Linked DNA regions of Homo sapiens: region 1 is linked to region 2. Evidence: read pairs that join two places in POLR2A ChIA-PET (ENCODE). Cell type or tissue: CD4-positive, alpha-beta T cell. All regions are shown on one strand. Links, peaks and the distances in the headings refer to the core of each region. The heading gives the core; the rest is flanking DNA.

The links. Peaks named below come from ENCODE experiments on the same cell type or tissue, not always from the same donor. Only the 100,000 strongest peaks of a DNase experiment are listed, where the experiment ranks them.
Region 1: POLR2A ChIA-PET joins it to region 2 with 20 read pairs; 12 of 35 experiments call an interaction of 5 or more read pairs at or near these places.

What each region holds. Positions count from the first base shown.
Region 1 is chr4:108,152,313-108,164,479 of GRCh38, reverse strand. It overlaps LEF1 (lymphoid enhancer binding factor 1), which reads left to right. Exons shown (of 12, transcript NM_016269.5): 3 at 779-912. Among named protein-coding and RNA genes, the nearest start is that of LEF1-AS1, 9.1 kb to the left of the region's middle. In CD4-positive, alpha-beta T cell, for the core only: no CTCF peak of the experiment used is centred there; DNase peaks (open chromatin) are centred at 3,309 and 4,469; H3K4me3 peaks cover 7,500 bases; H3K27ac peaks cover 1,543 bases.
Region 2 is chr4:108,103,206-108,115,372 of GRCh38, reverse strand. All of the region lies in intron 3 of LEF1 (lymphoid enhancer binding factor 1), which reads left to right. Among named protein-coding and RNA genes, the nearest start is that of LEF1-AS1, 58 kb to the left of the region's middle. In CD4-positive, alpha-beta T cell, for the core only: no CTCF peak of the experiment used is centred there; DNase peaks (open chromatin) are centred at 7,142 and 8,062; H3K4me3 peaks cover 1,145 bases; H3K27ac peaks cover 6,140 bases.

The DNA.
Region 1 (12,167 bases), core at 721-8,720, 51 kb before region 2:
AGTAACCTTAGGGATTTCTTGTCAGCCTATCTGTTTTCCATTAATTACTTAACAATTGGCCTAACTGAAATGAAGTGTTTTTACATACAATATGTCAACCAGGAGCAGGGAAGAGAATTATATATTAGGCTTCTTCCTCAGCTACAAGATAGTTACACAGATTAACAAGAAGAAATACACATATCGAACAGAAATTTTTTGGCAAAATGATCTAAGTGTAGCACATAAAATTAAGCCTCCCAGAGTTAATCCTTTATAAATTTAGATAGTTGCCTATATACTAGATAACAACTCTTTCAGTAGAATCTAGAAATTTTTCTAGAAATCTGCAAGCACAGGTAGAATCTTTGAGTTTGTCTACAAGGCAAAACATAATTTCAAGTGTATAAATCTCTGTGTTTGTGTGTAGCTAGATGGCCTAATATATTTATATTACATTTTTAAAGTTGTGTGTGTTCTGTATATTTTAGTCCAGTTTGTTAGTATTAGAACAAATTAAGTTAGATGGATAACACTTATTTTTGTAAAAACATCAGTCAGTAGTGGAAGAACTGTTTGAACTACATGTTTTTAAAACATCTGGTTTGCTGCTAAGCTATTTAAGAGAATAAATACTGTCAATCTAAAATAGAGCATAATAATCCAGTTACAGTATTTTGTAAACAAATCTTTTATGTAGGGTCTGATTTATCTTAGAACTATTAGATTTTCAGATGAAAAATACAGTAATATAAAAGGGAAGTCAGTGCATCATTGATTGTTCTTTGGATCTTCCCAGGAAAGCATCCAGATGGAGGCCTCTACAACAAGGGACCCTCCTACTCGAGTTATTCCGGGTACATAATGATGCCAAATATGAATAACGACCCATACATGTCAAATGGATCTCTTTCTCCACCCATCCCGAGAACAGTAAGTAACATGCTGATGTTGCAAATTATGTTCAGAAGTGCAAATTGATTTGTATTTTGGCAGAATGTTTATTTTTCCAAACTCATTGGTAATGCTTTCATTATATATAACTAGTCGTTGCTAAATAAGAGCTGTTATGAGGAATGGCCACCTTAAAACAGTGCTACCTTTGATGTCTTGCCTTTGAAATTTTAGCTTTTGGCTTATTGATTAAAATAAATATGTAACAGATCATAAGTTATAAAATCAAGTGAAGTTACATCAACAAATCCCTGATTTTATGAGTATTGTGCATTCTATGCTGATGAGAGGAAAAAATTGATTTACTTTTTCAGCTAAGTAAGGACTGTATAGCTTTTAATGCCCACAAGCTTTCTAGAATCAGAGCTACTTTAGCTCATTTGGAGCTGAATGTTTGTTATGTTACTTTGGCTTTTCAAATGGTGTCTTGTTTTATTGTATCGGCCAATGTTTCCTTAGGATCGGTTTGGCGGGGATGAGTTATTTTTGCTTTATTGTCAATTGTTGAGAAAGCATCACTCAAAGATAACCCTAATGAAAGTTGTTCCTTTTTTTTTTAATCTTGTGGTTTAGTTAACTTTTAAAATTCTAAAAATGCAGTGGTATTATAACTGCATTATGCAAATGCATAACATTATAAAGAATTTCAGGTTTATTTGATGATATTTCTCTTAGGAAGTGGAAACCTCATTTAAGTGAGAAAATACCTAAATGGTAACTTGTGTAGTATGTAGATGTAAAATGTGCTGGTGATGGAGTTCTCTCTTAGAATTAGCCCACCAGCGTTGGTGACGGACTTTTTACTGACCCATCAATATATTTACCTTCTCTCCAGCCCCACTCTCCCTTTATCACCTAACCCCCAATGAAAAACACATGTCTATGGGTCTCGGGGATTAGGGTTCCAGTCTCACTGACAGCCCTGGAGGTCAAATCTCAGATTGTAAAATGGAACCTATAGTGTTTGACTTACTTGCCCAGTGTTTCTACCAACTGAAAAAAATCAGTCACAAACATCTGGGAAGAGTAACGTTGTTAATACCTTAGTGAACAAAATCTGGGAGTGAGAAGATTCACTAGCAGAGAATAGTGGCTCAAAATCAACAGTTATCAACAAGAGTATTTGTGGTTATCATTACACATAATCTTCAGTTGTTGAAATGATACTTATATCAAATATGATCACTTTGAGCACTGCAATTTAGATGTTATTGTAATTATTTTCCAATAAATTGCTAAAGGATATTTGATCTCTCAGCTAAGGAATAAGCTTTTTCTAATTTTTATATAGTAGTTAAAGTGGAGATCTTGGGGTTCTAATCTTGAGGGAGATCTTGTGATGGTTGCTGTAAGAAATAGGTATTTCATATTTTATTTTAAGGCTTTTCAAGTATTTAATGATAAAGATGTCTGTGTGATGAGGATGAATCTCCTACTTAAAAAGTAATTTAAAAAAGCAAAAATAGTTTAATATTTAGAGGCCCCTCAAATAAATGCTTGAGTTTTAAAAGTTGTAGGAGACTTTAAATTTTTGAACAAAACATACAAATATATAGATATCTCTTTAATATTTGGGCAGGTTTTTTTGCTGTTTTTGGAGGGGGTGGAGAAGGGAAGGAGAATATGTTTTAGATAAGGAATATTTGAAGATTCCTGTTAAATCATTTTCAGAATAACAAATAATCTTTCCAAATCAAAGTAGTGTTGGTGACAATAGAAAATAGCCACAAAACAGCCTTACGTTTTTCAGCTGTGAGTATACAGCATTTGTGGAATTTATTTCTTAAAAAGATCAGCTACTTCTCCTTTCAAAATGGTAATTTTAAAAAATCAATATAATGAAAATTTATTGGTATTTATAAGCAATCCCTAAGAATATTGAAAATTAAGCTGATCTTCCTCTTTATGCCAGCATTCTGCCTTGTGTTTCCACAGTCTTTTCTCCCAATCTACCAGTATACTAGTCATTTTGAAATTTTGATAGAAAATATCTTTTGATAGAAGGTATTTATTGTTAGTGTATGTATTAAAATTTTGAGGTCAGTGAATCAAACAGTCATTCATTGTTTAGGAAAGATTTGTGGCCAGAATAAATGTTGGTCTGGGTAAAGTGTAGGAAAGAGGTGTGGTCAGGAAACAGTTACCTTACCCTGTTATCTGTTGCTTTGCTTTATTCTGTTAAATATTAGGATGTATTTATTTTAGGCATGTTTTCTTGAGATATTCTGCAGTTTGCACAATTCCAGAAGCTTTTCAGCTGTAACCACAAGACTATGTAAATTTTTTTTTTAGGGTCCAACCGAAGTGAGTTACAATCTTTGGTTTTTAATACCTAACAGCTGTTTTTAATGTGTCGGAGATCAAAAACACTAACCGGAAGACAGCCTCTCTTCTTCACCCCTAACCACACTTCTGCCTTCTTGCTCTTTAACTCTGTCCTTAGCAGGGCTGAGTGTTTGTGTCACTAACATCCACAGTGATAGATTTTCATCTAGGGTGTCAGGAGCATGGTGACCATTTGTGTTTGGGCTTAGGATGGGAGCATCCCCTTGGCATCCTGCTTCTTGAATTTCCATTACAAACAATTGCTTGTTTACTGCATCTGCTTCCCAAAAGTGTTAGGACTGGAAAAACACCTGGGGTGGGGGAGGGACCTGACCACTCCTTCCCTAAACAGTCTTCTGTTTGTATCTAACTGCAGACAATCCAGAGGATACCAGCTATGGCCAACTGGCATGCAGAGAAATGTTTCTGCTGGAATCTAATTATAAAAAGTGCATATGCTTTTGCTTATTTTTTAGACAAATGCTACTGTGTGTATCCTGGAACAGATTTTACCTATGACCAATATACAGTATTACCTGTTCAGGAGCACCACTTTCACCTACTCAGCTTTTTTTCTTCTCAAGGGGAATTTTAATTGGCAAATTACATCCTTCTAGAACTGGAATCCTTAGGGGTGTGAATGTGTCTATACCAGAAATCTTATGAATGGGTCTCTCACAGAATTTTAAATAAGAATTCTTAGTTCAGATAAATTGGGTCTAAGAAGAAAGCACCTATCATGACATATTTGGTGTCAGCGTGAGTTCTTAGGGCATAGTAAACTTTGGCTTGAGTTGGTCTTCTTCACAGAGAGTGAAGAGAAGATGCAGAAGCCTGTTAAATATTTTAGAGCCAGGACCCTGGAGAGTTTATTAAAAGCATACTCCCAAACCTTTCGTTCTCTGAACTTTATTTATGAAAATCCCTGTAGGCCAATGGTAAAGTATTAAAAGAAAAAAATAGTTCTTTACATCCCTAGTTTGGCTCTGGCAGTTGTGTGCCTGAACACCGTGTGAATGGTGAGCTTGGCCAGCTTTAATGTAGTGAAAGTTCCCACTGGCCTAATGCACTGTGGTTATTCATCTTAGGCGTCAATCTTCCATTTGTCCCGCATGCAACCCAAATGTTTAACACCTTAGAAAAGAAACATCTCATTTCTCTTCAGATGCTTGGGGAGGGAAAAGCAACACAGTGCAGGAAGCTGCAGCAAACGTTGCAGCTCAGTCACATCAAACCACAATAACACCTGGTCAGTGTAGCGCTGCAAACTTCATTGTTTTTGGTTCTTTGTGATCTTTCTAAGAGTCAATTTTTAGGTGGGAAAGGAAAGATATGGGTGTTCTCATTTCAGCTATCTTTTAAAATGTTTATTTTTTTAAAGTAGAAATTGCTATGAAAATGTTCCATGAGTTCTTTTCTAATTACCTTGTATAACTTAGTTCTGTTGTGACTTTTACCTTAAGGGAATCAACACTTTGGTTTCTATTAAACAGAATTATACCTATTATAACTTTGTCTTACCTACCCTGCATATTTGTACTTGCTTATAAACAGCTAAAATCTGATTTTGTCATTGTTCACATCTGGAATTAAGGAACTAAGTTGGACTTGTCTAATCAGTAAGCTTCTGAATGTACCACTGTACGTGACATTGTTGGATACCTTTGAAAATAATCACATAAATAATATTCAAGGATAGATGGAGACTAAGGCTTATATCTCATGCAAGATTTTTAAGGTAGAGTATCTTTTCACTTTATTGCAAGAAGCTATTGAATTTGACTTAACCTATAAATAATTTTCACTTTTCTATTTTAAGTTGTGCACTTTTTGAAGCTAAACACATTGAGTTTTCCCCTTCAAGTGGAGAATAAGTTTTAGAAAGTGTATTATTCTAACTCAAATGTATATATAGATGTCAGGAGAATGTGTGGGAAAATTCCTCAGAGCCCCCAAAGTTTCCTGTTTGATCCCTCCTTCATGGCATTGCTACAATTTGGGACAGGATCATAGTCAGAATAATTGGAAGCGCTTGCCATTCCCCCATCAAATACCTTATGGCCAGTTTGCTTATTTAAGTGTGCCAGGAAGCCATACTACATGTAACCCTTGCAGAGCTAATATTGCATTTACATGCCTGGTTCTTACTCAGATAGTTTTTTTGAAATGACCCTAGTAGTTTCTTCTTCATTGATAAAGACATGAGAACAACCCAAAAGATAGTCTTAAAAAAAAAAGACCACACACTAAAAAAAAGACCATTGAGCCAATCCGCAAAAATCTTGCTTTTGAAGTATTTTTTCCACTCCCATACAGGTCTTAGATTTGCTCTCATCAACCTCATTATTTTGATCGAGTCTTCCCTGTGGTCCGAGACCCTTATGTGATTTAACAGAGCAGAGGTAGGGTCTCACAAATGGGACTCTCTGGACTTGAATTTGTAGACTCACAAGCACTTGCTATAATATCAATTTTGTAGCGGATGAGTTTTTTTTTTTTAATGTTCTTTAGACAGAACCATTTGGGTTTATGTGATTGAATTTTTTTTTGAGCAATCAAAACACTTCATTTTTGACTCCTTTTGTTCCTCATTTATGTATCATAGACATGACTGGAATTTTATAAAGCTGATTTCCTTTTGATTTTGGTAAAAGACTTGGAATTTAAAGAGAAAACATGCCAGCACTGTCTGTAGCAAGCAGAAAAACATATATGTTTTATTCCCAGGTAAAAGTAGAGCTCAGCATTATGTAGGTGCTGCTGTCCTGGGACTAAAGGTTGCGCGCTCTCTCTCTCTCTCTCTTTTTTTAAGGGAATGTTCATTTAAAACTTGTCCTCTTTGAAGCTGTTGCTTAAGTGTTTGTGCTGAGCTGAGCCAATCTGTAGGAAGCTAATACTGTAGTAATCAAGACACTTAGTACTCTTCTGTGCTATCCTTACATGTCCTTACTTATTTAGAAAAGGCAGCCATTGGATTTTATTCAGATAATTTAAAAATTATACTTTAGGTTCATGATTACTTTTTAAATATTATGATCTTGAATTACCTGCCTAGGAACTGTGGACTCTGCTATAAACTCTTTTAGGGATATAAATCATCCAGTATCTCAGATAGAGAAGATGAAAGCCTTAAAATATCCTAGAGAACAACAACAAAGACTGGGGGTGGAGGTGGGGGGAGTTGGGAGTTAATCTGTACCAAAGTGAAGAGCGGGGAGTTGAGCAGAGGACTGGACAGGGAGCAGGAGGCATTGCTAACTCAGAAATTCTGATAATCTAGCTGGGACTATTTGCAGACTGTTAGCAGAGGCTGTGTAGAGGATTATAAAGTCTCTGTAAAAGAGTGCATTTGTATAATACCCACTGTAGCTAAACCTGTAAACCTGCTGCAATTATCCACTTGTTATCTCTAGATCACTTACAAAGCTCACTGAGCGATGGTACTCACATGCCTTCAATCTGTATAGGGAAAATTGCAAGGGCAGTGCAGAGCAAGCAAGAGTTTTGTTGCCAACCCCATTTTTCCATTTGTAGGAGAAATAGGACTAGCAGAGAAGGTTGCATCACAGAGTGTCTAGAAATACAGTTTATTTTTGCAGCTAGCTAGGGACAAGTAGAATCTTTAAAAAGCTGGATTTGTTGACCGTTGTGTCTACCTATGCTCACACATAACCCTATGTGGAACTTGATGACAGTTTTGCAGATGAAATTTTGATCTTCATCATAGTAATTTATTGTCATTGTTATGTTCACCTGTAAAAAGTTGCCTATTGCTCGAGGCAGGTGGATCACCTGAGGTCAGGAGTTTGAGACCAGCCTGACCAACATGGTGAAACCCCATCTCTACTAAAAAATACAAAAATTAGCTGGGCTTGGTGGCAGGTGCCAAGCTACTCAGGAGGCTGAGGCAGGAGAATCTCTTGAACCCAGGAGTCTGAGGTTGCAGTGAGCCCAGATCGCACCATTGCATCCAGCCTGGGCGAAAGAGCTATATGTGTGTTTGTGTGTGTGTGTGTGTGTGTGTGTGTGTGTGTGTGTGTGTATATATATATAGAGAGAGAGAGAGAGAGAGAATGAAGAGGTAGATATAAGTTAGGGTCTCTAAAAAGGAGAGTGGTTCTAGGGTAGCTTAATTTTCTTTTATTATTGTTGTCAGCTTCTGAATGAAACAGTAACCAAAGCAAAATTTTAAAATTTGACCTACTAAGATATATTTCTTTTATTTGTATAAGTTTATGGAGTACAAGTGTAATTTTGTTACATACATAGATTGCATAGTGGTGAAGTCAGGGCTTTTATAGTATCCATCATCCAGATAACATATCCATTAAGAAATTTCTCATCATCACCCCCCTCCTACCCCCTCACCCTTCTGAGTCTCTACTGTCTATCGTTTGACACTCTATGTCCACATTATTTAGCTCACACTTACAAGCAATAACATGATATTTGCGTTTTTACTAAGATATTTTTATAAATCTTTTTTAATCCTGGAAACCTTACAATAAAAATTATAAAAAATGTTGATGATAGTTAATCATCTAGTAATCAGTTACCATCATAAAGTAACTGGGGGACTATCATCAGCAGTCCTCCAGTTTAAACTCAGGGACTGCTGATGAATTATGTTAGTTACAGTCAGCCTAGCACAGAGTAGAAACCTCAGTAAATGTGCTGAGTTAATAAAGAATGTAGAAGAAATTTTGCATGTGTGTTTTCTGGATATTTCCAAATGATCTGTCTTTATGAAACCAAATGCTACGTGAAAAGTAAAACTTGAAAGTGTTTACTAAGTAATCCTTAGTATTTGATTATTTTACTTTTTCTCTTATTTTTTGCATTGGTGAATAAAGTAGCATTAGACCAGTGTTTTTAATGAGGAAGTCAAAACTACTCCTTATAGAATATAGAGTTTCCAGATAACTCCTGAAAACAGTCAGCCGGGGGAGTGCACTACTGGAATAAATAAAGAATGGACTAGACCCTCATATGAGGATTTATCTTAGGAAGTACTTATCTGTTAGTTAGGTCCTAGAAACCTAATTGAAGAAATGGAGATGATAAAACTGCTTTTTTCAGAAGGATTCTTGAGATGGAAACACAATACTAGTAAAAAGAAAACCATCTTCAAGTATGTTTCAGAATCATGTGGTTAATGCTTTTCAATTCATTTTTATTCTCTTGGCAATAGAAGGAACTTTTTTTTCAGTATCACGAGGTATTTTCAGCTATTAAAAAGTTCTGTCCTTTTCAAATACACATGGCAGCCTCAGTGCTGACTTTTCTAGGCCATTGTGTTTTGTAAATTGATTCTATCCTTTTGCAATGTGGTGAACAAAATTTTTGAGCCTTAATTAGGGAGAGATAGGTAGGCAGTGCCCTATGATGGCTAAACATAGAGAAGGGAAGGACTAGGCTAGATGTTAAAAGACCTGAGATCTAATGTCGGGTCTCCATCATCTTCTTCTGAAAACTTTGGGAAGGTTAAATGGCATATTAATATCGGGCTTGTCTACCTGATCTGATTGATGAGAAGTTCATATGGCACAAAGCCTGCAAAAGCGCTGTTTTCTAGCTGTGGCCGCAGAGCAGGAGTCTAAGATGGTGTAAGTCAGTGCCTTGGGCCCCACCTGGTGGGATTTCTGCAGCTATAAGAAGTGCTTGACTCTACCCGGGAAACTCCAGAGAAAGGGAAGAAACTTTCGGTTCCTATTGTGCCATCATGCTGACTCAGAATTTGGATACTGGGTGAAGGCCTTACACAAACCTTTAGAAAATGTTTGCATAAATAAAAATTCAGGGGAATGTCATCGTATTTTTACAGATCTGATTTTCCTCTCTTGGGCTCGCTTTCCTTGTGATTGTTAGGAGAGCAGCAGATTTTCTTCTTTAGCACCGTAATCCACCATGAAAGGGAATGAGACGTATGAGGGAACAGATTTCTAAATTTCAGGTTTGTTAGCCGAAAGTCTCATATCCTTCTAATATTTGATATGAAATTGCCAGATAACTCTTAACTACTTGAATGGAGTTGAATTGAGGTAAGAATATGTTTTTGGTTAGGAGATTTTTTTTTCCCCCTTAATCCCATAGGAGCTGGGGTTTTCTCTCTACTGCAAAAATTATAGAGAAAGGATATCCAGGAGCCGTATGAAGGACAATGGGCAAGTTATTTTTTTTTGCCCTTCGAATTTCCTTCTGGCTTAAATTTTTCTAGCTTTCTTGTCACCGAAAAGGATCACGTCCAAAGGGATGTGTTGGCTGAACAGCAAGGAGAAATCAATGTTTTTCTAGCCTCCTGGGAAATTCCAGCTTCTTTCCTTTCAGGACTTTTCTTTTTCTTTCAGTAAAATCCCATGAATGTTAAATATTTATATATTGGATGCAGCTTTCTTTGTACAGGATCCCTCAATTTTGAACACTATAAATGGTACCTTAAAATAATTATGGTCATATCATCTTTGTATACTGGTTAAAATGACCTGGATCGAGGGAAAAAGGTGCTGAAATCTTATCTCAAATATATTAGACTTTGTTTTGGCATCTTAAAGTCTGTAACAAAACCAAAATATGAAGTAAATAATATTTACTGTTTATTACAGTTGGGCTGACCAGTCAGCTGTCTGGCAGTGTTAGGAAAATAATCATTGCTTGAATTATTTTTTTTTCTTATTTGTATTCATACATTAGAATTTTAAGTTAAAACTCAAGTTTTTTGGTTTTTTTTTGCTTGAAAAAGAAGGGAAAGCAACTGATTTTTTTTTTTTTTTTTTTTTTTGCTACTACCTTGTGCTACATACTGTGCGAGGCACCTTACAGGGTTGTCATATTTAATTTAATCCTAATGTGAAAACTGGGGTGAGTGTTATACTCCCGGTGTTAAAGACAAGGATCCATCGTCAGCGACAGCAGTAACCTGCCCCAATTTAATACGGTTCCTTAAGGTCTAAAGACTTGTTTGTTTTCATTTAAAATAGCCATATTTACCTTTAAGAATACAAAGTACTTATTAAATTCATCATAATATTGATTAAAATTGAAAGCAGAAGAGAAATTGTTACAATTTTCTTGAAAATTTCAAAAATGCTTAACCATTTTTATTAAAATAAAAAGAAATTTAAAAAGCAATACATGTTCACTGGAAAAATTAGAAAATTCAAATAAGCAAAAATAATACCAAATATTAAATTCCCAGGATCACATTGTTAAAGACGATCACTTTTTCTGTGTGGCCTTTTAGACTTCTTTCTGTGCACACATATAAATGTAGGTAAACAAACACAAATACTTGTTATATATTCATGGCAATAGGAACATAAGGTATCATTTTGCAACTTGCTTTTTTGCCACCAACTTATTATGTATATCTTTTTCTATTAATAAATAATCTTCTGTAACATCATTTTTAATAGATTGCCTAATTTATTTAACCAGTATTTTATTGGTAGACATTTAGATTGTATCACCTTTTTCCCCACCTTATGCAGTACTGTGATGAAGTGCATATATTCTAACTAAAAGTTTGCACAGATTCTGAATTGTTTCTTTGGAACAAATTGCCAGAATTGCAGTCAAAGGCAATGCACCTTTTTAGGTAGGAGTTACCTGCACTGCAATTTAATCTTAAAAACATGTTTATAAAGTTAATATTTAAAAATATGTACTTGTTTACATTCAACTTTCGTTGTGGTTAGTGTTTTGAGGCTGATAATTTTCATGCCTCTTCAAGTCAATAATTAGTCCAGCAAAGTCAGACAGAGGGAAAGTGTAATATCAGCTTTATTATTAATAAGGCCAGACAGTATCAGGCAGTATAATACCAACTGTATTATCAATAAGGCTACATTGGAGAACGTGACTTGAACTGTGATACAAACCATGGACTTCCTTTGATTTTCCTAAATTGAACACAACACCAAGCCACATGCCTCTTTTGCAGAGGCAGGGTGCTCACATCCTGTAGAACTGGAGATGAGACCAAACCCATGTTTGGGCAAGCTGGCCTGACAGAGAGAACAAAGGGTCAGTCTGTCCTTGCTCAGTTCCTGCTTCTAGGTTGCCAAAGAGATGAGTGTCCTTCCTTGTAGAGAGTGCATGAGGTGCTGGGGAGGGAAAAGGGCTACAGCCACTGCTGAGAGGGCAGCAGTTCCTACTTTAGTGACCAAGCTAGGGAGGAAGGGAAAAGGGTGAGGTGATTGTCTCTTTAGTCATGACTTGCAGTCAGTGAGACTAGGGTCCAACCAAGATAATGGTAAAATAAATGAGTAAATAAAAGAGAGCAGCAGCAAAGCACTGCTGTTGGAGTCCATATACCTAGATGCTACCACTCTGCTACTGACTAGATGTGTGTTCACACTCTTTGACCCTTGGTCTCCTCATCTGGCATTGGTGGTGGTATGGCTGGAAGGTGGCCAGTGGCCTCTGAATTACAGGTGTTTCTGTTAAAAAGGCAGATTACTGGCCCCGTCTGCAAATGTCCTGAATCACACACTACAGGCAGGTCATGTAGATGCGCTTTTAACAAACTCTCCATTGATTCTTCTATAAAATAAGTTTTGGAAAAACATTGGCACAGTAGATGCTCAGTAATTTAACTGAGGTTCAGATAATGTAAATGACTTTCCAGAGGTCTCACACCCAGAAAGCAGTGGAGCTGGGACTCCAAGTGTGGCCCTTTGGCCCCAAGCTTACTTTCTCTTCACTCAACCATATTGGGCCCTAATTGAGACCACTGGCACTGTTCACCTCTCGTCAGATCTCATGAGGTTTTCTCCCCGAGTGCCTTGCCCCACTGGCTGTGGGATTAAATCACATTTTGGGGCATTATTTTTAAAAGCTTTCCACACCCTGGAACCATCTCCCTTTCAAGTCTTACCTCCTCACCACTCTGCCTTGCAGCTTATGATTCA
Region 2 (12,167 bases), core at 2,534-10,533:
GACTCACCATAGCCACTGAGAGAGCGGGTAGCTTCCCAGTATTAAACCGAATTATATCTGAGTAACTTCTCTTGATCAAGTCTCACCACTGTTTCTACTTACTACTACTGTTCTTGCCCTCATATTCATTCAGTTGTGTCTATTGATCTCTGATCTATTTGGATAGCTCATTTCCAATATATAAATTTGGATACTTGCATTGTCAGTAGATACTTTTTGTCCCTAACAGATAGTATAGGTGTGCGCATGGAATTATATGTGGACATAGATCTTTATTTGAAGCCTTACAACCTAAAATGGATTATAAATTGCTTCTTTAAATTTAGCCTCCTGGATTTAGGTTGTCCACAGCAGGCCAGTGGGAGCACAATTCGGATGCTCGTCTCCTCCTGTCCCATCCCATCCCATTCCGTTCCTTTTAGGCAGCAGCTCCCTGCCCTCCTCGAGCCCCATAAGTGCTGCTCGGGATAATTCCATCCTGGGCAAATGCAGGGCAGTGGTCTCTGGAGTTTCTGTTCACAGAGGAAGCCGGCTGTTCCATTTATAACAAGGAAGGGTAGTTCTCTCAGACATTGCACATACACTTCAACGTGATGTAACCTGATAGCCCCTGACGGAAGTCCTAAGGCTCTCTCTTTAAACCCTTTTCCAGAAGGCAAGGTGTTTTCCTTGCTCTTTGGCTGCTGCTCACAGTATTTTCGTGTTATCTCCTCAGACATTAAGTCCCATATCTTTAGCTCGCAGAGTTTGTCTGCTCATATGCACCACACTTAAACGTCCACATCTAGAAAACACTCTTGTTTTCACATCACTTGGGGCTGTTTCCCCAAACTGCTTACCTTTTCACCATGGCTTTGCTGTTTTCCTCATTTTGACCTTTTCTTGTTAACATAAGATGCTTGTGTGTTGTTTCTGCAATAACCACTTTCTGGAAGGGCCTAGTTGACATTTCTTATCCTGCTGTTTTGACTGTGATGATGATGATCATTATCATCATATATATGATTCTTTGCATACAAAGTGCTTTTACAAACCCTTTATCGTTTAGGCCAAGCTTGGTCCTCCTCCCTGGCTTCTTGTTACAGATTCCTTTACTTGACTCTGATAATACTTTTTAAATTAGTTTGCTTACCAAGTGGGTTAACAATAAAGAAGAGAGAAAATCTCTGAAGGACACTTTTCCTTTATGTTTGTTTGCCTAAATGCTAAATAACTGGCCTATTACAGTCACAGAGTATGACTGTAACTACTGACTTAAATATGCTGATTTTCTGCAATGAAAAGAATAGCTTTTGATAAATGTTAATAAATAGCTCAAAATTTTTGAGTAATCATAACTTCTTGAATTTTCTATAACATACTTGCCTTAAAAAAAACTCCAGATTGCTTTAAACTTATGTGTTTATTTTTTATTCTTTGTCTTCATATAGTGGTTTTTTAAATGAGTTTAGGGTCTAGAACTAAATCTTTTACAGCTGAAAGCAGAACAAAGCAACTTTCAATTGGATCCGTCTTTTCTTTTATTCAAAATGATTATTCTAAGCACTTGTGACAGTGGGTAGCTGAGTAGTAGAAATAGCCACATAGTGCTTCATCCTCCTTGCCTCTCTTACTTTTCTCTCGACATGCATACCTGCAATTTATCCATGGTCCCACCCTCCCAACACATTACTGCTGTTTTGCATTTGCCCATCCTCCCATTTGAAGGAGTGCCAGGGAGGTCCTGTTGAATTCTTCGAAGAGCAGATTTGTAGTTGTTGTATGTTTTGGTATTTTGACAGCACTAGATGCAGACTTGGGTTTAGGGTGCTGTGATCTGCGGCAAAAACAGGATGTTTTAGGTGAGCCTGACTGTACAGGCAGTGGGCTTGTGGCAGGGTGGGTACTCCCTAACTTTGGTCCCCGTTTCCCTCCCACCCCCACAACAATTTCTTTGTGTGTGGGTTTGTTTCAGGACTTGTCAAAAGACAGTCGTTCAGTAGGTGTTCCCTTCTCCCCTGTAACACAGCTGCGGAGATCTGCACTTCCCCCACCCAAACTCAGCTGGCTCTCCTCCCTGACACATGCCCCTGGCAGCAACTAGTGCTCTGGAGCTCTTCTACCTTTTTTCTGCCGTTCTCAAAATGCTATCTGGTTCCATGTAGCTTTCTTTCTGATTTCCAGATTGAAAAATCTGAATAGATTTACTGGCAAAATGTATTTCTTCCTCTTTAGTGAACTGTATGGCACTAAACAAAGAGAATGGTTTCCATCATTGTATTAATTAAAAAACACACCCTGTCTGTTTCACTATAAGAACATCTCACCTCGGATAGCATTCCACAGCTCAGAGATGTGGCAGCATCAGGCTTCCATTCCTGGGCTTCTGCCATTCTAATGTTGTTTTTCCTCCAACAGGGTGGTTTCTGACAGTGCTTTGATGACATTGTCTAATGGTGTACTTAATGGGTAGCTGGGGGATGTCTTAGAGACAGATAATATTTTACTTTGTAGAGTTAGACTCTGGTTTGACTCTGCCTTTTCTGAGAAGGCTGTTTCTCTACAAGGGTATAGGATTAAAATCAGGAGCATATACTAATTATGTGAAACTATTTGTACTAATCCCACTTGCAGGTAATGACATTTGTTTACTGTGCAGCTGATGCTGATTTATCTTTACATTTTATCTAGTTAACAAACATACTTATATATCATTACGAGCCAGAAATCATTCTAAGAACTTAACTAATAGCAGCTCACTTAATCCTTAACAACCCTATGAAATAGGTACTGTCATCATGATCCTTATTTTCCAATGAGGAAAAATCAAGGCACAGAAAGAATAAGTAACATGCCCAAGGTTGTACAATAAGTGTCAGAGTTGAGATTCAGCCCCTGGCAGTCTGGCTTCAGGCGTCATCCTCTTACTGCCTCATGGCTGTGTGCCCATGGGTGGGTGGGACTGGCCATCACACAGTCCTGAATGGCATTGCAAGGGACATTTTTCTCATTGCCTGGAGAAACCAGGATCAGAACACTCTACCCCAGGCATGGGGCATGCAGCGAAAAACTGACTCTCAAGCCTAGGAGCTATTTGTATTGGCTTTGGTCCTTGGACCTCTGCTTACAGAAGCAGAGACCTCACAGCCTTCATCTGACCACACGAAAACCATCATAAGCTCATAGGACAGGGTTCCAGAGATGGAAGCTTCTAATGCCCCAGCAGCCACACAGTGTGTATCAATGCCTGACCTCCCAACATCCTAGCACCATTGAACTCCCAACAGGTCATTACCACTGTTTTTTGCCTGTTTCCAACAGCCGAGCTCTTTGCATACTCAGATCACTAGCTGCTGAGCCTTGTAGGGGAATTAGGGCAGGGTCGATTTCACAGATGAGAAGATACAGTGTCAATAGTCCACCATAAGACTAGGACCTAAATCCTGCTGCCACTTTTTTTGTATGTCAGTACTTTTACTTTTTAACCTGAGACAGGTTCTCAGTCTGTCACCCAGGCTAGAGTACAGTGGCGCAATCACAGCTCACTGGAGCTCCCAAGCTTAGGTGATCGCCCACCTCAACCTTCTGAGTAGCTGGACTGGAAGGGTGCACCACCATGCCCTGCTAATTTTTTTGTATTTTTTTGTAGAGACAGAGTTTCGCCATGTTGCCCAGGCTGGTTTCGAACTCCTGAGCTCAAGCAATTCACCTGCCTTGGCCTCCCAAAGTGCTAGGATTACAGGCGTGAGCCACCACGCCTGGCCTGTATGCCAGCACCTTTCTTGCCTCCCTCTACCTCATTTTTTCTTTACTCTTCCTCCTCTGATTAAATAAGGTAAATGGTAATAAATGACAGTTAGGGCTGGAAATATATATGGTGGCTACAAAAGATAAAGAATCACTTTTTGCAGGCATCTCCTGTTTTCCCCTCCTTTCCTCCCTTCAGGCAGGAGTTGTGTGGCCTGCAAGATGGCCTGGTTGCTGGAAGGTGACTTAGTCAATGATGCAGTTCATTGGCTGGGTCCCCAGGTACACTCAGCAGGTGGTGCTTTCAAAGATTAGCTACAGGCCAATGTGCTGAGAATCAGGATAATAATGCATCTCTTGTGCAGTCATCACAGCTTTAGATACATTCAGGAAAAAAGCCAGTGGGAATGGAAGGAAGGCAGAGACTGTCACAACCACCTGGGCACATCTTGCATTTCTTCATTTGTCCTTACAGGGGCTCTGTTTGCATCATTAACATGAATAATTCTTTCTTCCTTTTCATTATGTGTTCTTTCATTTGGTGTATCCTATGGAAATATTGGGGGTAGTTATTGATTAGCACTATATTTTGCCTTGGAAGAACTTAGAGAAAATTACTGATCCAATTTTACCCAATTGTTAGGTCATCTTTCTATATACTAGTTTACCTATCTTTCATCCAATTTAGTAAGTGTTCATCTTCATTGAAATGCCATAAAATGAGTTGTAACCTAGAGTCTGGACAGATTTCAGAGATATTATGGTTCTAGGACCTACTCAAAGTTTGAAATAATAGGAAAGATTGCAGTGTGCTTACTAAGCAGCCATGAAGGGCTGTGAATTCTGCATATTTTCTGTAATTCTTACTACAAAACTGTAAGGTGGATATTATCTTCATTTTACAGCTGAGGAAGCAGCGGTTAAGTCACTCAACGAGGATGATGGAAGGGAGCAGGGTCGAGGTTTGAGGCCAGGTCTGTCAGTCTTGTCGCATACCTAGGAGACCCGCATGATGTGCCCATTGCAGGGGGTGGGGCACAGATCAGCTGTGGTGATTTCCTGAGAGAAGCAGTGATACCATTCTTAGGAGAGTAAAGAAAGAAAGAACATTGATATGTCTGTCTCTTTAGTGGGGAAAAAAGCTCCATTGTGTTTTTTTGCTTTAAAATATCCATAAAAATTCAATCTCAAAGACAATTGCAATCATCCTATTAGCAACCTTCTAGGCAACAGACAAGCAGTAGTTTCACTAGGGGCGTAGTAAGGCTATTAAGTTGTAGAGATAGTAAATGCCTGCAATGTATCATGTTTGAGAAAAATTCTGACTTCAGAGAAACAAGAATAGTGAAACTTGTTAATTTTAGAAAGTGAAAACATGCTCTATAAGGAAATGGTTTATAATACTTAGTGACCCCTGCTGCTGTACTCAAAATAGGAAAGGCAGAAACATTTAACAGTTAAGTATTGTTTGGAGAATGTTAATTTTCTACTTGGAAAACTGTTTGCCAACAATGCCACCTGCCATTCTTCTGCATCTCCCCTCCTACTGGAGGCTTCGTGCTCTTGCTGAAGAGAACAGTTCTAATACAAATCCTCATTACTTTCCCTTTCACACCTTTCCCCCACTAGACTTTAAAAGTGATAATTGCTTGAAATACTGGGAGAAACTAATTTGTATTGGTAAAGCTCCCGTGAACTTCAAACAAATCTGTGTTCTCTAATGGTGACTTCTTTTTAATTATGAGGCTGGGCAGGTGTGTATTTTGTAGACCTGCTGTGCCTGCCCCCCTTCCCCAAGAGCCTCCCATCTCAGCCTGGGACACTTGATGATGGAAAATAACTTCTCTGGATTAAAAAAACCATCTCTATGTATACAGTAAGAGGCCATAGTTTAGAACCTGAGGGAATGTCTTATTCAGTACCCTGAATGTTTTGCCTTCTGTTTTCTAGATTAAAACTTACATTAGATGGGAGTGGTAATATCTAGTGCCTATTGGTCACCATTCTAAGCACTTCACATGTTTTGTTTTAACACTTACATAGTACTTGCTATGTGCCAGATGCTGTTCTAAGTGGTTTGCAAATATTAATGCATGTCCTGCTCATACAGTCCTTCAAGGGTCACTCTGTTCTTAATACCATTTTACAAATGAGGAAAAACTAGGCACATGGAGATGGAGAGACTTACCAAAGATCACCCAGTTGGTAAGTGACAGAAGTGATATTCAAACCCAGGCAGTCTGTCTCTGGAGTTCATGCTTAATCACCTTCCATACTGGAAAACAACTTGTCCCTTTTTCATTTTTAGAGGCCTTTCTAGGTGATTACAGCCTCCAGCAAGTCAACAGCGTTTAGCTTCTGTCTGTTAATAATTGAAATGAATTGAGCGCCGAGGAAGTGCTCAGGCTAAAAACACTGAGACGTAATAGTTGATGGCCTTACAAGGAGTGGATTTCTCTTCTTTCCTCCAATTTAATTAGTTCTGCACAGGGGCTAACTGAAATATGCCTAAAGATTGCATGCCCACAGCAGATAAGTAGCTTCTAGCAGATTTAACAAATTACCCTTTGTCTGCCAAGCTCCTTTGTTATCAAAACTACATCCCTAGGTAGAAATGTTAAGTTTTTGCACATCAAAGTTTGCATGCTAAGCTGGGGACACTGGAGAGACCTATTGAATTTGATCCTTGGTCTGGTTCCAATCCTGTATTCCTGGTTGCAGATACAAAATGAAATACACACATAAGTCAACTCTATTTGTACGATCTTCAGTCCAGATCTTTTTAATGTAATTAAGAGGGTAAGAGTATGAAGGAGGAGAGAGAAACTTGCAGCTCAACAGGAAGAGCTCGTTTGCTTGTTTTCTGTTTATTTTTTATCCTAATATTTAACTGCTAATCCTAACGCAGTGCATGTGTATCTTATAAATAAAGAAACTGAGAAGTTAGTGATTTGTATTGGTTTCTTGAGTGATCCTGTTTACCACATGGAAAAGTCTGGTGAGATGAACAAGTGGGACTGCAGCACTTGCATGTTTCTCCTGACAGTGTGGCTGCTCTTATTTTGATGGAAGTATCCCCAGTTCCAAGACCACTGGACATCTCCCACATTTTAATATAATTTATTTTATACATACAGAAGGAGAACAGCATCTTTATGTCATGCTTTAGGTTGGATAGGAAAAATCAAGTCCAGAAAAATATTATTAGCGCTGCATCTCTTAACCAGGTCAGGTTGCAAGGAGAAAGGGTATACTACGAGTGAGTCAAATCTAGAAGAAGCTGAAAGTAAGAAAGAGGTGCTATGACAAACTGATTGCAGATAAGATGATGATAATCTAAGACCTTTTTTTATTACCAGCACAATGTTAGGCTTGTTACAAAACAGTCATCTCTTGCAAAGCACCTGAAGGTTGATGTGGAAAGTCTGAGCAACTGGAAAGGAAACCTCAAAGTCGAAGCACACTGTTAAAAGCTGTGTATCAAGGTTGAGGTCCTTTGTAACTATACACTTTCCAGAGTGATTGAATAGATGGTTGGGTCTCATCGAAACTTGCATCTCTCTCTTGAATTAAAGCGAAGACCAGCCTCACTTTGTAGCTTGCTTTGCTTTTCCCTGTCCCTGCCCAGGAGACCTGTCCCTTTCTAGCCCGCTTTAGCACTGTGGATGTCTGACTCTGAATTGAATTGTGAGAGCTGTGCTTTCTGGGGATCTCCTAGCTGTAAGCATCTAGAAGATCAGTATAAGCATCTTCATGTGGTAATTGTCCTTTTGAGTTATGTGCCTGTAGTAGGTTTTCTGTCTGTTGTTCTTTCTCTTATCAGTAACGGGGAAAATGGCAGTGAGAAGCAGCATGTTGGGGGGCGGGGGTGAAGAGTGAAATTGGACTGTTAGACTCCATGATAGTCAAAGGACATAACATCCTATTTTACTGTCCTTCAGAAGAGCTAAAATGTTCTCAGAGAGTGACAAAAAGATGATAGTTACTTCCTTGACAGCAACATAGGGAGAAACTTTATGAAAAGCTAGAAAATTTATATGCATCTGACTTCAGTGACTATCCAAAATAAATTTCAAAGTATACAATTTTTTTTTTTACAAGACAGCTCAAGTAGCACCACCATTTCCCTTTAAAAAAAATAAAATAAGCCTTTTCCCTGATTGTAAGGATTATGCACAATATTCTAGATAAAAATTTTGGAAAGCATAAGAGACGAAAATTACCTATAGTCTCACAAGTTAATATTGTGGTTTACATTTCAGTGCATATACTTCTGGTCTTTTTTTCTCTTTGTAGACTTTCTACGAAATTTCATATTTTTCCCAGAAGTCAGGCTGCTAGATCTGTGTGATCTTTACCAAAAAAAGAAAAAAAAAAAAACACCTTTCTCTGTCTCTCTGCTTATAAATTCTATCAAGTTTGCCTGCAAAGGTCATTGACCTCAGCTCTTCTTCCGAGGCATGGGTCCATATATTCGTGCAGAATAAAACCAATAAAAGTCATAATGAGGGGCAGAGAGAGTGGATTGTTTAAAGGCTCACTCCTTTCGAGCAAGATCAATGAGTCTTTTTATCTTAAGAGGCATGTGAGATGTGGGGTTTTTTTGTATTTTCCAATCATGCACAAGTGACCAGCCAGCTGTTGGACTCTGGGTGACAATGCTTGTATCTGACCTGCTGTCTGATTTTTTCTCATTCTTCTGTCACTACCCATTTTTCAACCTGTGTCCGCCTCCATGCAGATGGGTTTCCTCTCTCTGTGCACTCACAGAAGTAGAAAAGGAATGTAAATATGTGTAAACTCCCCTTCATTGGTGAGTGTTTTTAGATGACCATGTAATGTCACTTTTTCTTGCATATTTTTGACCAACTTGACTGGGTTTTGGAAAAATAATTTGTATTTCTCCCACTGATCTTTGCAACTCATCCAGGATAGGTAGTCTTCTGGAGCTATGGGATGGCTCGGAACCAGAAGTTGAGCTTTAGAGTCTAGTGCTGGCTCTACCACTTTGCAGCCCGATGACCTCATACAAGTCACTTTATAACTTGTGTTGCATGAAACGACAACAAAAGTACCCTAATGTGTGTACATCAGTGCACCATATTGTCGCTGGCTTGCTTCCACTGGACACTGAAAATGAAGCCCATCATCTTTCCTCATCCTGCCTGCCTGCCCCATCCTAGTCCGTAAAGGCAGCCTCAATCTTGAAAACCTGGAAGCCTCTTTCTCCTGGCCTTTCCCCTTCACCCGGCACACCCAGGCTGTTACTGTCTTCTTCCCTTCCTTATTACCTCCTGCCTGGAGTTTCATCTCCTAATGGCTGGTTTTGTTCTTAACATTACACATTATAGGTGTTTGCATATATGTCTTACCTCCTTGAGTAGATACTAAGTTTCTTGGGAATAGTGATGAGATTTTACTTATCTTTGTCTCCTTGTCATGCTTCCTTGGGATAGCACCTTAACATGGTAGGCATTTATTTACTTAAGTACTTTTTGAGTTGGATAGGTGAAATTGACTGATCAGACCGTTGATCTCCCTGAGCCATATCTGGGCTCACCTCTGAGCATTTGTGACTGGGTCTGGTAGTAGCTTTGTATCCCAGGTGGGGCACTGGATTCGGGGTGGCAACATTTGGAGCCCGACTGCAGACCCAGCTGCCTGACTTGTCTGAATATCACTTTCGTCATTGACTGACTGAGGGTGGTTAGAATTTATTGAACGCTTAGGCTCCTTCAGCTCTGGAATTCTACATTAATAAACTGCTTTGCACTTGATTACTTTGAAGTGGAAGTTTCCCCCCTTTCTTTATAAGGTAAATGAATATTTCATCTCAAGCCCAGGAGTCACTTTGCACATATCCTGTGATGGGAGGCTAATGAAAGCTTTGATAGAGACCTTAAATTGGGAGAGATGGGATCATATCCATTGCTCTATCATAAGAATTTCACCAGGTCTATAGAGAAACGAGATAGAAGACTTAAAATTTTCATTCATAGCTGTACAACTCATGATTTGAAACATTATTAAAATTAATTTTGAAAACACTTGGGAAAATGGAGATGTTTGAGGTAAAAACAATTTTTGAAATTCAAAGAGTGGCTTTTAACCTTTTCATTAGAACCCTAGTAGTCTTCTTAAGGAGTGGATATTAAAAGCGGGTTCAGGCTGGGCGTGGAGGCTCACACCTGTAATCCCATCACTTTGAGAGGCTGAGGCGGGCAGATCACCTGCTGTCAGGAGTTCGAGACCAGCCTGGCCAACATAGTGAAACTCCGTCTCTACTAAAAATACAAAAATTAGCCGGGTGTGGTGGCACACGTCTGTAGTCCCAGCTACTCAGGAGGCTGAGGCAGGAGAATTGCTGGAACCCGGGAGGCAGAGGTTGTGGTGAGCCAAGATTGTGCCACTGCACTCCAGCCTGGGCAACAGAGCAAGACTCCATCTCAAAAAAAAAAAAAAAAAGTGGATTCTTCATGCAATTTTAAGTTTAAAAAAAGCAGTGTTTTTAAATGTAGGAAAAACGTAAACCCATAGTATTAAGCTCTGAGGGTTAAATATGTATCGTTTCCAGGTTATTGATGAAGACTAACTGGGCCTGATGACAGAGACTTTTGCTCATGCCTGTGATTTTAGAGTCTGCACGTTCTCTTCAGCTCCCGTGTCACATGCCTATCTCTCACCTGGCAGCTGAGAACAAGCCTAGAAGACAGTGCGGACTCCCAGGAGGCTTGCACATTCCCTAATTGTCCTCTGGCAGTTTGGAGGATACCTGAAAAGGCACACCTCCAACTCCTAGCTGTCAGTTCACCGGCATGCCCCCAGAGAGTCAGATTGATGCCATTTATGGAACTCCAGAGAGAGCCCTGGAAGGGGAGGGGCAAGGAAAACTAATAACAGCCCTTTTGCCATCATGGGGAGATAGGCCCAGGAATTGAGGGCGGGGAGTGGGAAAGAGCATTCATAGGTATGTCCTTCATACGATAGTTTGGGTGTCACCTGTCTGCCTAAACATATACAATATGTCGTACTTTGCTGTGGGTTGGACACTGGTTATATAGCATCCCAATTTTAGCTTGCTGGAATTCCCCTGTCATCACTACATGTGAAATTACAATGTTCAGAGATATAATATGTATATTATTATTATATAATAATTTATATATATATTTTATATATATAATTTATATATAATATTTATTGTATTTTTATATATATATAAATTTCACTTGGTAAAATTTCACTTGGATTTGCCTTCTGTATAAAGTAAAATTAGCCTTCAATCAGTGGTTTTTGGTATATTCACTATGTTGTACAACTATCACCACTGTCTAATTCCATCACTCCAAACAGAAACCCGGTATCTGTTAGCAGTCATTCTCAATTACTGCCTCCACTTAGCCCCTGGCAACCCCTCATCTACTTTGTTACTATGACTTTGCCTGGTCCGGACATTTCATATACATATACATATACATATCATATAATATGTGGCCTTTCTGTTTATGGTTTATTCACTTAACAGAATGTTTTCAGAGTTCATCCATTGAATGTCAGTACTTTCTTCTTTTTCATAGATGAATAATATTACATTGCATTATATGTACCACAATTTGTTTATCCATTCATCAGTTGATGGACATTTTGAGTTGTTTTCAGTTTTTAACATTGTTAACATTTGTATATGTGTATTCATGTGAATATATGATTTCAATTCTTTCAGAAGGAGTGGCATCACTGGGTCGTATGGTAGTTCTATGTTTACCTTTTTGAGGAACTGCAAAACTGTTTTCTATTTCTTTTGAATATCTTTAAACCTCAAAACATCAACTACTTAGAATTTTTTAAGAGGAAGAGGGAGTTAAATTAACACTTTTCTTTAGAGAAAACAACTGAATTAGTAGTAAGAGGAGAAGGAAAAATTCAGGTTATGTTAAGCAAAAGAAAACATTATTTACATTGACTTACAGTGTCTCCACATTTACACATTGAAATGATTAAATAGGGTGTGTGGAGAAAATGAATTCCCACAGATCTTTTAATAGATATATCCAAATTCCGGTGAAATCAGTTGTAATTATGGTCAAGAATTAGATGTAACAAGGTAGAGAAGATATCTTGAGCATTTCTAGTTAGCTGGAAGAATTGAGAGCGTGAAGAAATTTGTAGCGTAAACTGGAAAATTAAGGGGAAGGTGAAAAACATAGGCACATAAATTCATTCCTTAAAATGGATGTTTCTTTGTTCTGTGGATGGGATTTTTCTGAATATGCAAGAATAGCTTACATTCTTTCTTGACATCCCATTTATCAGCTTGTCCTGGGAATCACAAGGCTTGTGAATAATATACTGATTGATTGTACTGTTCATTAGCACATTCACATGATATTACATAAACATTTCTAAAACATAAACACAGATGATGACAGCATTTTAGGAGG